Linked DNA regions of Homo sapiens: regions 1, 2 and 4 are each linked to region 3. The links are chromatin contacts, found by Hi-C or POLR2A ChIA-PET in ENCODE. All regions are on one chromosome and are shown on one strand. Each heading gives the region's core, a stretch centred on a gene start or an enhancer-like site at or near the end of the contact. The rest is flanking DNA. Distances are from core to core; before and after follow the strand shown. Region 1 has its middle 57 kb from the start of ARID1B. Region 2 overlaps ARID1B (AT-rich interaction domain 1B). Region 3 has its middle 18 kb from the start of SNORD28B. Region 4 overlaps ARID1B (AT-rich interaction domain 1B).

Region 1 (2,872 bases), core at 248-2,747, 320 kb after region 3:
CCGCTCCGCAAGGATCACAGGTGGGTGTTCCAAGGCATCCACACTCTGGTTTTGTTTTTTTTTTTTGTTTTTTTGTTTTTTGGGTTTTTTTTTTTTTTGTATCAACTTCTCTTTTTTTTTTTTTTTTTTTTTTTCCGAGACGGAGTCTCCCTCTGTCTCCACACTCCAGCCTGGAGTGTGGTGCGATCTTGGCTCACTGCGAGCTCCGCCTCCCGGGTTCAGGCGATTCTCCTGCCTCAGCCTCCTGAGTAGCTGGGATTACAGGTGCCCGCCACCAGGCCTGGCTAATTTTTTGTATTTTTAGTAGAGACTAAAAATTCGCCATGTTGTTTCGCCATGTTGGCCAGGCTGGCCTCGAACCCCTGTCCTGAGGTGATTCACCCACCTCGGCCTCCCAAAGTGCTAGGATTACAAGCATGAACCACCGCGCCCTGCCATTAACGTCTCTTAAAGCACACACTCTGTCTCAAAGGCTGGAGGGTTTGGGAACGTTCTCGTCCTTTCTGTGACCCATCTACCACAGTCTTGGGGGTAAAAGCCCCGGTTTAAAAAGCTGGGAAATTCCACCTCATGGCCACGCGGTCTCAGCAGCTCTGGCGACTGGGAAACGTAGGGTTACAGGGCGGTAAAGATCATCAGAAAGGAGGGCTGAGGAGAGAAACTAAAGACTAAAGGTGAGAGGTCACAAACCCTGAAATTAGTAAAGATCTACGTTGTCGGGGGTGGGGGTGCGTGTGCGCCCAGCAAAAAGCCTCTGCGTCCACACAGGGATCCACCGCGGGGCTTCTGGAACTCACAGGCTCCCTCGGAGCCTTCAAAGACGCGACCTGATTGACAACAATTTTGTTTACACACCACACGCCCTGGGAAAGCCACACACCAGTGCCGGCGTTCCAGACGCTTCCTCTGCGCAGAGCCGGCCCAGGACGGGGGCGGGGCGGGCCCTGTTGCTCAACTCACCTCTCCCGCCCCGCACCCGCTCCCCGGGGAGGCGCCGACCCAGCGAAACTGGTGCATGTGTCAGCCGCCCAGCACCGGCCCAGGAGGCCGGCCGCGCCGCAGGCCGGCCTGGGAAAACGCCCAGCGGCTGCAGGCCTCCCGCTGCGCGCTGCGTGGTTCTGCACTGCACTCAGGACCTGTCAGGAGCAACACACACGCACATGCACACGCCCACACACATGCACACAGACACACACGTGCACACACTGCGTCGGTAGGAATAGCTCAGAGGTGCCCTTCCTTTCCAGGCAAAGTGCTTAGTAGCTGAATTCAGCGAGAAGAAATCATCCAAAGGTAACCCTTGCTCTGAGCCCTCCCCAGGAAGAAGAGAGAGGTCACTCTGGAAAAGCCTGGAACCTTCTCTCGCTTGAGGGTGCGGACAGCAGCCCACCTCCCCTTTGGCTAGGCCAAAGATCTCTCCTTCCTTTTAGGCCTAGCTTTCCCTGTCACTAAAAGGGCTACATTTATCCTTAAATATCATCTAAGCTGAAATACTACTACATTGCTTTGCAGTCGGTCATAGTGGAATCTTAGTTTCAGAACTACATTCAACACCTACTGCGCAGAAGCACCACATGGACACTGCCACAAAAATTAACACAGTGGATCCTAACAGAGCTGAATGGGGTTGCTGTGAATATCTCCCTAGTAAGATAGGAAAAAGGCCCATGTGGGCTATGATATTTGTATAAAGTGGTGTCGATGAGCTCATTGCAGGACTAGCTATTTGAACTTAAGTTTCAATGAAGTGTAAATGAGAACTGACTTCACCCTTGACTTTTATTTTTCTCTCCAAGTATTTCTCACTAGCCATTTTCATTTCCTCCTTTTCCTACCATTCTCACCCTCATCTTTCTACCCTCTTCTTGAAGCAGAGCACTTTTTCTCCACACTCTGGAAGGCCAGAGAGGAGAGAGGATTAGAGGCCCGTAAGCAGGGGAAATCCTATCCATTAGAAAAGGACAAGGGCAGAACAGGGGACTTCCGTGCTTCTCCTGCCAAGTTAATACGCTAGGAGAAGCAGCTGGGTCGGGTCTGGACACGCTTTTCTGTTCTGCAGCTCACAGAATTTTTTTTGTCACTTTAACTTCAGTGATCTCCGGTGCCCCCGAAGGCAAGTAGCACACCTGAATCATTAAGCTTCAGATGAGTTGAGTTCAAAGTTTTATTTTCTACTTTTAAAGCCCTCAATAAATTAGGGCAAAGGTACTGGGAACCCAGCCTCTTGCCCTGGCGTTCCTCTGGGATTGTTAAGGTTGGCTAAGCAATCTGCTCTTGAGAAACCAGGTGTAGAGAGACCTGGGTGGAGAGATCCGGGGGTTGTTTGTGGAACTTTCTCCTCCTCTGTGGCATATGCCAGCGTCTCTCAGGAGCAATCCTGCAAGGTTGCCTCCAGAGCTAGGTGGTGTCGACCTGTCTTTGTTATGCAAGTTGCTGAACTCACAGTGTTCCAGCGGAGTGTTCCTGGCCAGCGCATGAATGAGGAAATGGGTCGACACGAATTCTGGGCAGCAGGATTGGAATGCAACACCTCCCCACCCCTGCCTTCCCTGCACCCCCATCTTCTTGGGATAGCTGATACTCGAAGAGAAGCTAATGCTTGATTAAAGTGATACAATACTGTGTAGTCAGACGAACATTCTGAACAAATCTAAGTTGATCTTTTAAAAAACAATTAATTCTTACTGTTGTTGTTGTTGTTGTTGTTGTTGTTTTCTTTTCTTTTCTTTTCTGAGACAGAGTCTCGCTCTGTCACCCAGGCTGGAATGCAGCGGCACCATCTCGGCTCACTGCAACCTCTGCCTCCCGGGTTCAAGCGATTCTCCTGCCTCAGACTCCCAAGTAGCTGTGATTACAGGCGCCTGCCACCAAG
Region 2 (2,965 bases), core at 43-2,542, 490 kb after region 3:
TGTTTCTGTTCAGAGATTCTGTCTTATTCATATTTGTACCATCTACAGGGCCTGGGATGATTCTGTGGACACCTAATCATTGCACAATAAAGTATCAGTCAACACATGTGAATAATGGAAAATATAGAGGTGTTTGAAATCCATTTGGGAAAACAAAGCGTAGCTACAGATACCAACTATAAGGGTGCCTTGCCTTGCCTTTTTCTTTCATTGCTGTGGTCTCTTTCAATCAGGAGACCAGAAATATAGCACGGTTCCCATCACACACTGGCCACATACTCTTAGACATTTTTCTGTGAAAGGATACTGATTCTATACTTTTTCGTAGGATTGTTATGGAGGTAAATGAGATCGTCTGTGTGAAAATAGTTTAAAACGTTTAAAAGTGCTTTGTATAACGTCTTGCTATTGTCGTGAGTGCTAGTTTTGGGTGAGGGAAGGTGATATCAGTGACAACATTTTATAATGAGGTCTGTTCGGTAGTTATTTTGTAAATCATTTTGTAGTACACAGAGCTGATTAGCTTTATACTGTATTTTTGTGGCTAGGGGCTTTTATGTTGAGGCCTCAGGATAGAGAACAAAGTAAGGTTATGATAAAATCTTACACGGGGAACCCGAAAAGAGGGAGAGTTCGCTGTCTTAATTTCTGCATTTTCTAAGGGTAGAGCCTGAATTAACGCAACTGCCTTAGGTTTCTTCTGGCCTCCCTGGGAGTTATAGTCAAGGAGTGTTTGTGAGGCGCCTTTAGGCTCCCCATACCGACAGCATCTTACTTCGGGGCTCTCTCCCTGCATCAAATCTTCCTCGTCAGCTTGCAGATTCTCAATTATATGTTAACCGTCTTTATTCTTGGTAGCATTATTGTAAATTTGGGGTAGTAGTTATAATTTCTTCTAATTGTTTCTCCCAGAGCTATTGTTTGCCTAATATTCATATAAACCTGGCAAAGAGTTCATTGCTAGGGGGATTCCCAAGTTACTCCAGGGACTTGGTGATCTGAGAGCTCCCACAGTTGGGGTCCTCCACTCTGGACAAATAGATTGCCTTGTCTTCGTGACAATTTACTTTTCTTCTTTGGGGATCTGTGTGGAAAGTTAAAATAAGTCATAGCCCTTCCTCTCCTTGCTTTTCTTTACTTTTCTGAGCTTTACTTCCTTCTCCTCTGGACGTGCTGCCTCTGAACGCCATGTCTTCCATGCTTTCCTCTCCAGCGTGAGCCTGACACACATCAGCCCCAGCACTCGGCCCACGCTCCCCACAGCATGATCTCACTCTCCGATCCTCACCTCGGGACTGTCACCTCGTCTCACTCCAGCCCCATCTCTTCACCTTTCCTTGCTTTGACTCTTGACTTCTTCTGAGAGTTGCCGGCTCCTCTGAGTGGCAGGTGCTGGAGGTGCTGGAGGTAAGCTGTTACCTGTTCTGCTGGTGTTTGCCTTCCTCCTGTGCAGGTGTTTCCTGTTAACCTGCCCTGGCAGTTCAGCCTACTCAGACCAGCAGTAAGTTCTCTTTCTCTGGCAATGGCATTTTGTATCAACAACAGCTGTAGGTCAGGGAAGAGGCATTTCAGGAGCCAGAATCGCGGGACCCTCATTTATTCTGATAAAGTATCACTTGGAACTGTTTTCTTTGAGATTCTCTGGGAAAAAAAATATCGTGCCCTAATGCAGTGTTTTCTAAACTGCTGATTATGACTCATTAATGGGAGCAAGAAAGTAATGTATTAGACTGCAACTAGAAATGTTTTTAATGGAAGGAATTTGATGTAAATAGTAGAAGATACAAATGTAGCACATACAGCAAGTGTCCTCTGTGTTCAAGGTTTTGACATAAAATATGTTTCTTCCTCCGAGTTGGCGTCAAAACATTTGACAGCCATTACTCTAATTAACTTTCAGTATTTTTTAAGCTCCTTTGATTCCCCTCTCCCTTTTTCCTTCTAATGATAATTTAAGAATTTTTTTTTTTTTTGTAGTTCAGATAAAGTAGATTTAGAACATGGTCTATTTTCAGGACAACCTGATGAAAAACTGAAACCATAGCTAAGTGATTTGCCAGTTGCACGGCAGGTCTTCTCTATTTCATGCAGGTCTTTGCCTCCTAAGCAGTGCGCCTTCCCAGTAAAGCTCCAGCAGATAAGGGTAAGGTGGCCACCTGGAGGGCCTTCTGTAGATGGGCGTTCCATCTGGGAGGATTAGGAGGTGTAAGGATGGAGTGCCCAAACTCCAGCAGTTGGTTTTTCCTGGATGCTGTGTGTGGGCTAATCATAGTCCGCTAAGGAGGTGGCTGCCATGTTTCTAGGATTATTAGGCTACCACTAGTTTGGGGAGTGAAGAGCAATGGAAAAAGGTTCTGAGATTCAGGAACCACCGAATGCCCAGATACTAGTGTTGCTAATTCTTTTTTCTGGCAGTAAGAAATAGCTGTAGGTTTTAAATGATTGTGAGTGATTATTGAATGTAGTAGCCCTGGTCAGAAAATATTATCATTTCCCCCCAGTTCCTTATACCTTGTCTTGAGCTCGGGGAAGTCCTTCCGGACTACAGTGTTGCTGCTGGGATAAAGTTTCATTGTTCTTGTAAGAAACATTTTTGAAAGGAAACTAAATATGTCAAATGAATAGTTGGAAATCGTGTTTCCCTATGACATATACAGTGTATCTTTTAAATTTAAAGGATTTATTAAAGTGAAAATCATTGTAGGATACTGTTTGAAACCTGGCTTTACCTTCTAATGGTAATATAGCTAAAATAAAGTAAAATTGGAATATGATCTAATTTCAGAACTAAAATATTTTAGCCCAGTTATCCTTATATGTCACTGGATTTTGGAGGGTTCTGTCTTAAGACAGGTATTTGTACCAGTTAATGTCCAAAACAGTGAAATGCATTCACTGAAGTCTATTGACTTAATTTCAGAGGTGCTTAGAATGGACAATCAGAATACATCCATGTTGAAGTATT
Region 3 (2,829 bases), core at 1-2,500:
CAGGTCAGTCAAGCCAACAGAAAATGGTAAATTCACATTTATGGTGTGAACCAAGGCCATCACTAATAAAACTGTAACCTCGCTGGTGGAATACTGAAATATGTCTTGACATCTTTGCAAGAGTTGTAAAGAGAGCCTGGAAAAGAAAAGGAAAGCCCAAGCATTGTTTGCATTTTCTTTTTGCATTTCATTCAGCAAAGACTTTTTAAAAACTTAGTAGAGGGTGATACCAGATGTATTTAGTCTGCAGTATGGCCAGCCTTTAAGTACATGAAGTAATCCCGTCCAAACAGCAGCACAAGTGCCTCAGTTATCTCAGGTAACCAGTTTGGAAACAGCAAGAGGGCTTTGGGTTAAATATCAGAAAATATTCATAAGACACCATAACAACAGAAACAGAGTCGAACTAAAACTTTGTGGCAAAGCCAATATGTAAATCACAGCTGGTGATTTCTGTTAGGAACTTTGGTTTGGGAGGTTTCACAGCTTCATCTCCAAAGCCCCGATTCAAAACCACAATGTTCAGCAAGTCAGTGAGATTTCATGCTTTTATCTGAAACCCAGACCGACAAATGCATCTCTTGATGCAATTCAGGATCTCTGAATCTTCGCTAAAGAACCGAGCTAACCCATGGAACGCAATCTCAAAGCCTTGCTCTTACCCAGAGAAGCACAGTTGCCACTTAAAGGTTCAATAAAAGGAGAGGTAGGGAAATGCCTGCTGCCACAGCCCATTAGTTGCTACATTTAAACCCCTACCACAGTAACCAAATGTGATTGAGGTTTCAGAAGGAAACCTACACGGTATGAAATGTAGCAATCATTGGTCTATAAATATAGGATGTTATTCACTGTCAAGTACTTTCTCTAAAGGAGGGGTAGGGGGAATTCTTACTGCAAAGGTAGGTTGCAAAATTTTTTCACCTAGAAATAATTTAGAAACCGGCTGGGGCACAATCTCATAATGTCTCAGGTGCAAAAAGTTTCTGATGCACCGGAAACAAAAGCTGGCAAAACAAAAGCGACGTCAGTTGTCTCTCTGTTCTACCAATTGAAGCTTGGGTGTAAAAGGAGAATGTTTTTTAAATCCAGGGATTAGTGAGGGACGCTAACCCCTGAACCGGGATTACTGAGGGACAGAGAAAGAAAATGTAGAGGAGGAAAAAGGAACATTTTACAAAAGATTTCCTTCGTAACTACCTTCAGACCCCGGGGCTGCAGAAAGGAGTAGGCGGCTGCGGTGTCCTGGGCCCTGCGCGTCCACGCGTGGGAGGCGAGGCCAAGGCTGCCAGGAGGCGCTCCCGCACCCCAGGTGCGCTCCTCCAAGGAGGCCCACCCGCCTCCGCTGGCCCAGTTTTCGCTGTTTTCTCGGCGCACCACGGCGCCTGCAGTTAGTAGGCAATCCATCCCCCCGAGCTGCAGCGAGTTAAGCTGCAGGCCTTTTGTAACGGCCTCAGGTGTGAGCTGCCGCAAGCCCCCCCCACCCCCACCCCCGACCAGAGGATCACCGGCCCGGCCGAGAGGACTAGGAGCCAGGTGTGCGAGGCCGAGGGATCCACGCCGTTCCCGCCCAGCGCCCCCTGGGTTATTAGGCCTCGCTCCCCCACACAGCCCAGCTGGTAGCGAGGCCGGAATCAGGGCCCTCCGTCGGAGCTCCCACCTTTAAAAGAACGCGTCCAGAGGGCGGAGCCAGCTTAAAAGCGGGTCGAGACATTCACCTGTGGTTAGGCAAAGACACGAGAGAAATAGTTAATTCCTCAGGTGCCCCAAATCACAATAGAGCTCGGGAAGGAGGAACAACTTGACAGAGAAAAGAGGACAGGACATTGATCAGGGAAGATGTCTGCAGAGCTTGAGGTTGGGGGATTGGGTTCCAACCAGGGAAGGTAATTCTGCAAAATTGGAACACACAGGCCCTCTGTCTGTAGGCAAGTCTGACAAAGGGCACAATCCAGGAAATGGAATCGAGATGCGTCCCCTGCCTCTCAGCCTACTGACCCACTTTCCTCCGGCTACGTCTCCCCCAGATCCATGCCCCTCCTTAAATCTTCCTGCTAGCCCAGAGGGAGGAAGGATGAGGCCTGGGGATCACAATGTAGGTGGAACGAGAAACCTGGGTCTGTTTGACAGTTTCAGAAGCAAAGAAGCGTCTCTCTCTTTCCCAAAAAAAAAATCCTTTCTGAGCCCCCCTCACTCAGTCCCACCATACATACATACACAATGCACCTGAGGAGACCTCCAACTCCCTGTCAAGGAGGCTGAATTTCTACACGTAGTCGCTCATTTTGTTTAAAGCGCAGAAAACATCTGCACCTAATAAAAGATGTTAGTGTGCCATTCTAGAAAAGAGAAGCCTTTGATACATTCTTTGGTGTTAATGCTGCGGCATGAAGTATTTTCCCAGATTGCAGTCTGTTATCTGAATGGGGCAAAGATTCCCTAAGTGAAGGGAATATTGAAAGAAAGTTCTGGAGCATGCAATCCTGTCCAGTTGAAGTACTGCAGGAAAAGGAAGCACGCACACACATATGTACACAAATGCACACTCATACAGGCAAATCCTCCATGACTGTGCCTCAGAATCACCTTATTCAATTGACAGAAGCACAGTGTGACTACCATACTTTTGTTACATCCATGAAGTGTGTGTAAAGAAACACAAGTCACACGATCCTTGGCTGGCATGGCTGCCTCTGCCCTGCAAGTGCCCATGGCCACAGGGAGTTGCAATGGTACCAGCATGGGCTTTGCATTAAGTATATTTAGGTTTGAATCCTAATTCTCGCACCTTCTGACACAACCACCTGAATTCAAGTTCTGGTTCTTGCT
Region 4 (2,942 bases), core at 338-2,837, 390 kb after region 3:
TTTGTCAAAGAATGGGAAAGGATACTTAACTCATGGAATTTTCATGAGGACTAAACTTTATAAGAAACGTGTATGCTGCTTGGCAATGAAAAGGACCTTTTAATAGAGTAACAAAGGATTGTATTTTCTCATGAATAAGGAATTAAAATGAGTTAGAGGCAATTCTCTATTAGTTAATTTAACAAGTTACTTAGCAGCCTATCGGTCTTTCAGAGCAAATAGGTTTATATTTGAAGCTTAGTTCTAATCCATACCATGGCAGTTTTCAAATTTCCTGATATGTTTTTACCTTGTCCAGTGTTAGGAAAAGTAAGTTATTGAGCAATTCTAAAATGTTTACTGTAGTTTGCCTGTTTTTTAAGCAGTCATATTTTTAACTGGTGAGGAAATAAATTCAGAAGATTTATAATTGAAGAATTTAATTTTCCTACCATCAGTAAACATTTAGTGACGTTGGTGTAGGGGCACTGTACCACAGAAGTAGATATCCAGAAAATATTTGTAAATTGTTAAACATTGTATTAATTGTTGAGCATAGAGTGATGTCCTTAGATTACTGAGTAAACAGTGGTGATTAAATTAATTAAGATAGTTTGTGGGGTGTTTAAATTTTACTTAGTATTCCATTTAATTAGAAATACAGACAATAACTCTGGCCTCATAAGCAATCTGAATTTTGAGTTGAAGGAAATGGGTGTCTGGCAGACAATTTCCAAATTGGTAAAATGGATCTTTTGCTTCTACTTTATTTTCTTCATGTATTAAACAAGTATTTATTATTGTTGACTGTTGGAAAATTTTAAAAATTACAGTCATACTTTTTATGACTTTGCTGGGTGTGGAAATCATCCCTTTCCCCCCATCTTAGTGCCAACTGCCTTTAACCTGAATTGGCTGATGCAGAACGCATTTCAGGAAGGCGCCATGCATACAGGAGGCAGAGACATGCCCTCTGCAATCCTGACTTTTCCTCTTTCACCCATGTCTATTGTATATGGCAAGACTCTGTCCTTCCTCCTCCACTCTGATATTGGTCGGAGACACAAGCACTTAGAAGCACCAGTGTTTTATTCTACAATTAATTACTGAAGAGGGAAATTGAAAGGTAAGCAGTTTTGTGTTTTATCTTTTATTATGCATTAAGTTTCTGTAATTTTCCATATTGCTATATTATTAGTGAGAAAGAGAAGAATAGAGAAAGATGGAGAAGATGAATTTTATTTAAGACAGTTATATTTGGATAACTTAAAAGAATATGCTTTTTTAGTCTAAATACCCTTTCCCAGTCTAAGTAGTTTCATGCTTCATGGAAAAACTAATGCAAAGAAGTTGTAATCAGCTGTTAAGATATTTGAGCCAGCTGGCTGTCAATATGTTGAAGTTTTATTCTTGGTGCATCCACAAATTCCATATAAATGTATTTTATGAAGAGGAAGGTGTACTAGCATGGCTAAACTGGTAAAGCTGAAATCTGGATTTGATTTGCATATGTGGTATTTTTCAGGGACTCTCAAACTTTCACACATGAAATAAACGAGGTAATGTGTATGGCATCACATGATCAAAATATTTTTCCCCTTGCTGCTGCCAGAGCTATCTATTGCTTTTCAACAGTCTCACTTGTTGGGCATCATGCCAAGATGTTTAAGACAACCCCTTACGTGAGCTGTTCCATTCTTAACCTCTTTGACTGAAGTGCCGTGACCTTCACATATGTAGATTAGCCATGTGCTCTGTGAATTGAAACTTGCTGCCTCAGGAAGAAAAGGGTTTTTCTTTTTATTCCACTGGGAATTTGACGGCCATTCATCCCTGACCTGGGCAGAGGTAATGCAAGGAAATTGGATTCAAACGGAACACGGACAGATAACACAGGGAGGCAGTCAGCGTGTACAGGCAGGCAAGCTTTCTACCTGGTCCAGGGTGAAAATACCCACCGTCTGTTCACAATGTGCTGATGTGCAGGATCCGAAGAGCAACTGACAGATGGAGATAGAGAGATAAATGTAGGAATTCTGGAACCGTGTCCTTTTAAAAAAGGACATTGTTATTATGGGCATTGCTAATTCGTTTTGACTCTCCTCTTTCTCTTCCTTTCCAAACTATATTTTTGAAATCTTTGAATTTTTGTTTATTTCCTAATGCTAGGAATTAAATACTTTTGACATAGTGGACAATTTAGATGAGTCTTTCAAAAGCAGAAATCTTTAAAAAAAAGGAGAGATGAATGTATGACCTGTATCTGGAATTTTGAAATGAATTGATACTTAGAACTTTACTCATATGAGAGTTATTAGCTTTGTAATAGCTGAGTATTTTTATTATAGCACTGTTATTTATGGCTCTTCTAAGTCTTTCTCTAAACCTACATTTCTTTATTTGAGAGGCAAGAATGAGAAGCAGCATATCCATAAGAGTTTTGCCAATCACTCCTGACTAGAATGACAAGCTGATTTCATGTTTCCCCAAGTATCAGTCCTATGCAGCCCCCCCTTTTTAAAAAACCATGCAAGGCCGGACCCAGTGGTTCAACACCTGTAATCCTAGCTCTTTGGGAAGCTGAGGTAGGAGAAGTGCTTGAGGCCAGGAGTCCAAGACCAGCCTGGGCAACATAGTGAGACTCATCATAGTGTAATGATGAATAAAAGTAATTAATAGCACATTTTTGGATTTTTATTAGACAAAGCTAGTTTTAAAGAACATTTATCTTTGCCTTGTTAATAAACATACTTGCAGTTAGTGTAAAATTCAGTATAAATAATAGTCATGGTGCTTGAGTAGGCTGATAGGACGAGATGCATAAGGAAGGTTGTCGTTATAAGAATAATGGGTCTGAAGTGGTACTCCAGCTAGTGTCTTAGCAAAAGGAGGGGTGCTTAGGGCAGTCTGAAATTTATGAGTGCTTTTGTATAGCTTTCAAAGCTGAGCTTTTCCTGTGTACA

The links. Hi-C counts contacts between places; a loop is a spot of excess contacts on that map. ChIA-PET counts read pairs that join two places held with the same protein, here RNA polymerase II (POLR2A). Pooled maps may share reads with other maps.
Region 1: a loop to region 3 is called in a map with no recorded cell type, with 8 times the contacts of the local background. The contact joins two enhancer-like sites. A Hi-C loop is called at or near these places in 1 of 37 single-sample maps with no recorded cell type and 5 of 50 pooled maps. POLR2A ChIA-PET finds 5 or more read pairs at or near these places in 1 of 52 experiments (H1).
Region 2: a loop to region 3 is called in a pooled map, with 2.9 times the contacts of the local background. The contact joins two enhancer-like sites. A Hi-C loop is called at or near these places in 2 of 37 single-sample maps with no recorded cell type and 1 of 50 pooled maps. POLR2A ChIA-PET finds 5 or more read pairs at or near these places in 2 of 52 experiments (HEK293 and OCI-LY7).
Region 4: a loop to region 3 is called in a pooled map, with 4 times the contacts of the local background. The contact joins two enhancer-like sites. A Hi-C loop is called at or near these places in 2 of 168 maps with a recorded cell type or tissue (B cell and naive thymus-derived CD4-positive, alpha-beta T cell), 1 of 37 single-sample maps with no recorded cell type and 5 of 50 pooled maps. POLR2A ChIA-PET finds 5 or more read pairs at or near these places in 1 of 52 experiments (CD4-positive, alpha-beta T cell).

The regions. Positions count from the first base shown.
Region 1 is chr6:156,719,139-156,722,010 of GRCh38, forward strand. No RefSeq gene overlaps it. Among named protein-coding and RNA genes, the nearest start is that of ARID1B, 57 kb to the right of the region's middle. RefSeq lists silencers at 857-1,176, 2,297-2,591 and enhancers at 1,777-1,846, 2,151-2,699. Within about 2 kb of position 1,498, at least 37 of the 41 ENCODE cell types and tissues checked have a DNase peak (open chromatin) inside an H3K27ac peak, as active enhancers do.
Region 2 is chr6:156,882,364-156,885,328 of GRCh38, forward strand. All of the region lies in intron 2 of ARID1B (AT-rich interaction domain 1B), which reads left to right. Among named protein-coding and RNA genes, the nearest start is that of MIR4466, 100 kb to the left of the region's middle. Within about 2 kb of position 1,293, at least 9 of the 41 ENCODE cell types and tissues checked have a DNase peak (open chromatin) inside an H3K27ac peak, as active enhancers do; they include OCI-LY7, where a contact is called at or near this core.
Region 3 is chr6:156,395,706-156,398,534 of GRCh38, forward strand. No RefSeq gene overlaps it. Among named protein-coding and RNA genes, the nearest start is that of SNORD28B, 18 kb to the left of the region's middle. RefSeq lists a silencer at 469-518 and enhancers at 800-1,330, 1,331-1,860. Within about 2 kb of position 1,251, at least 6 of the 41 ENCODE cell types and tissues checked have a DNase peak (open chromatin) inside an H3K27ac peak, as active enhancers do; they include B cell and OCI-LY7, where a contact is called at or near this core.
Region 4 is chr6:156,789,809-156,792,750 of GRCh38, forward strand. The region is part of intron 1 of ARID1B (AT-rich interaction domain 1B); the gene reads left to right. Among named protein-coding and RNA genes, the nearest start is that of MIR4466, 12 kb to the left of the region's middle. Within about 2 kb of position 1,588, at least 3 of the 41 ENCODE cell types and tissues checked have a DNase peak (open chromatin) inside an H3K27ac peak, as active enhancers do; they include B cell, where a contact is called at or near this core.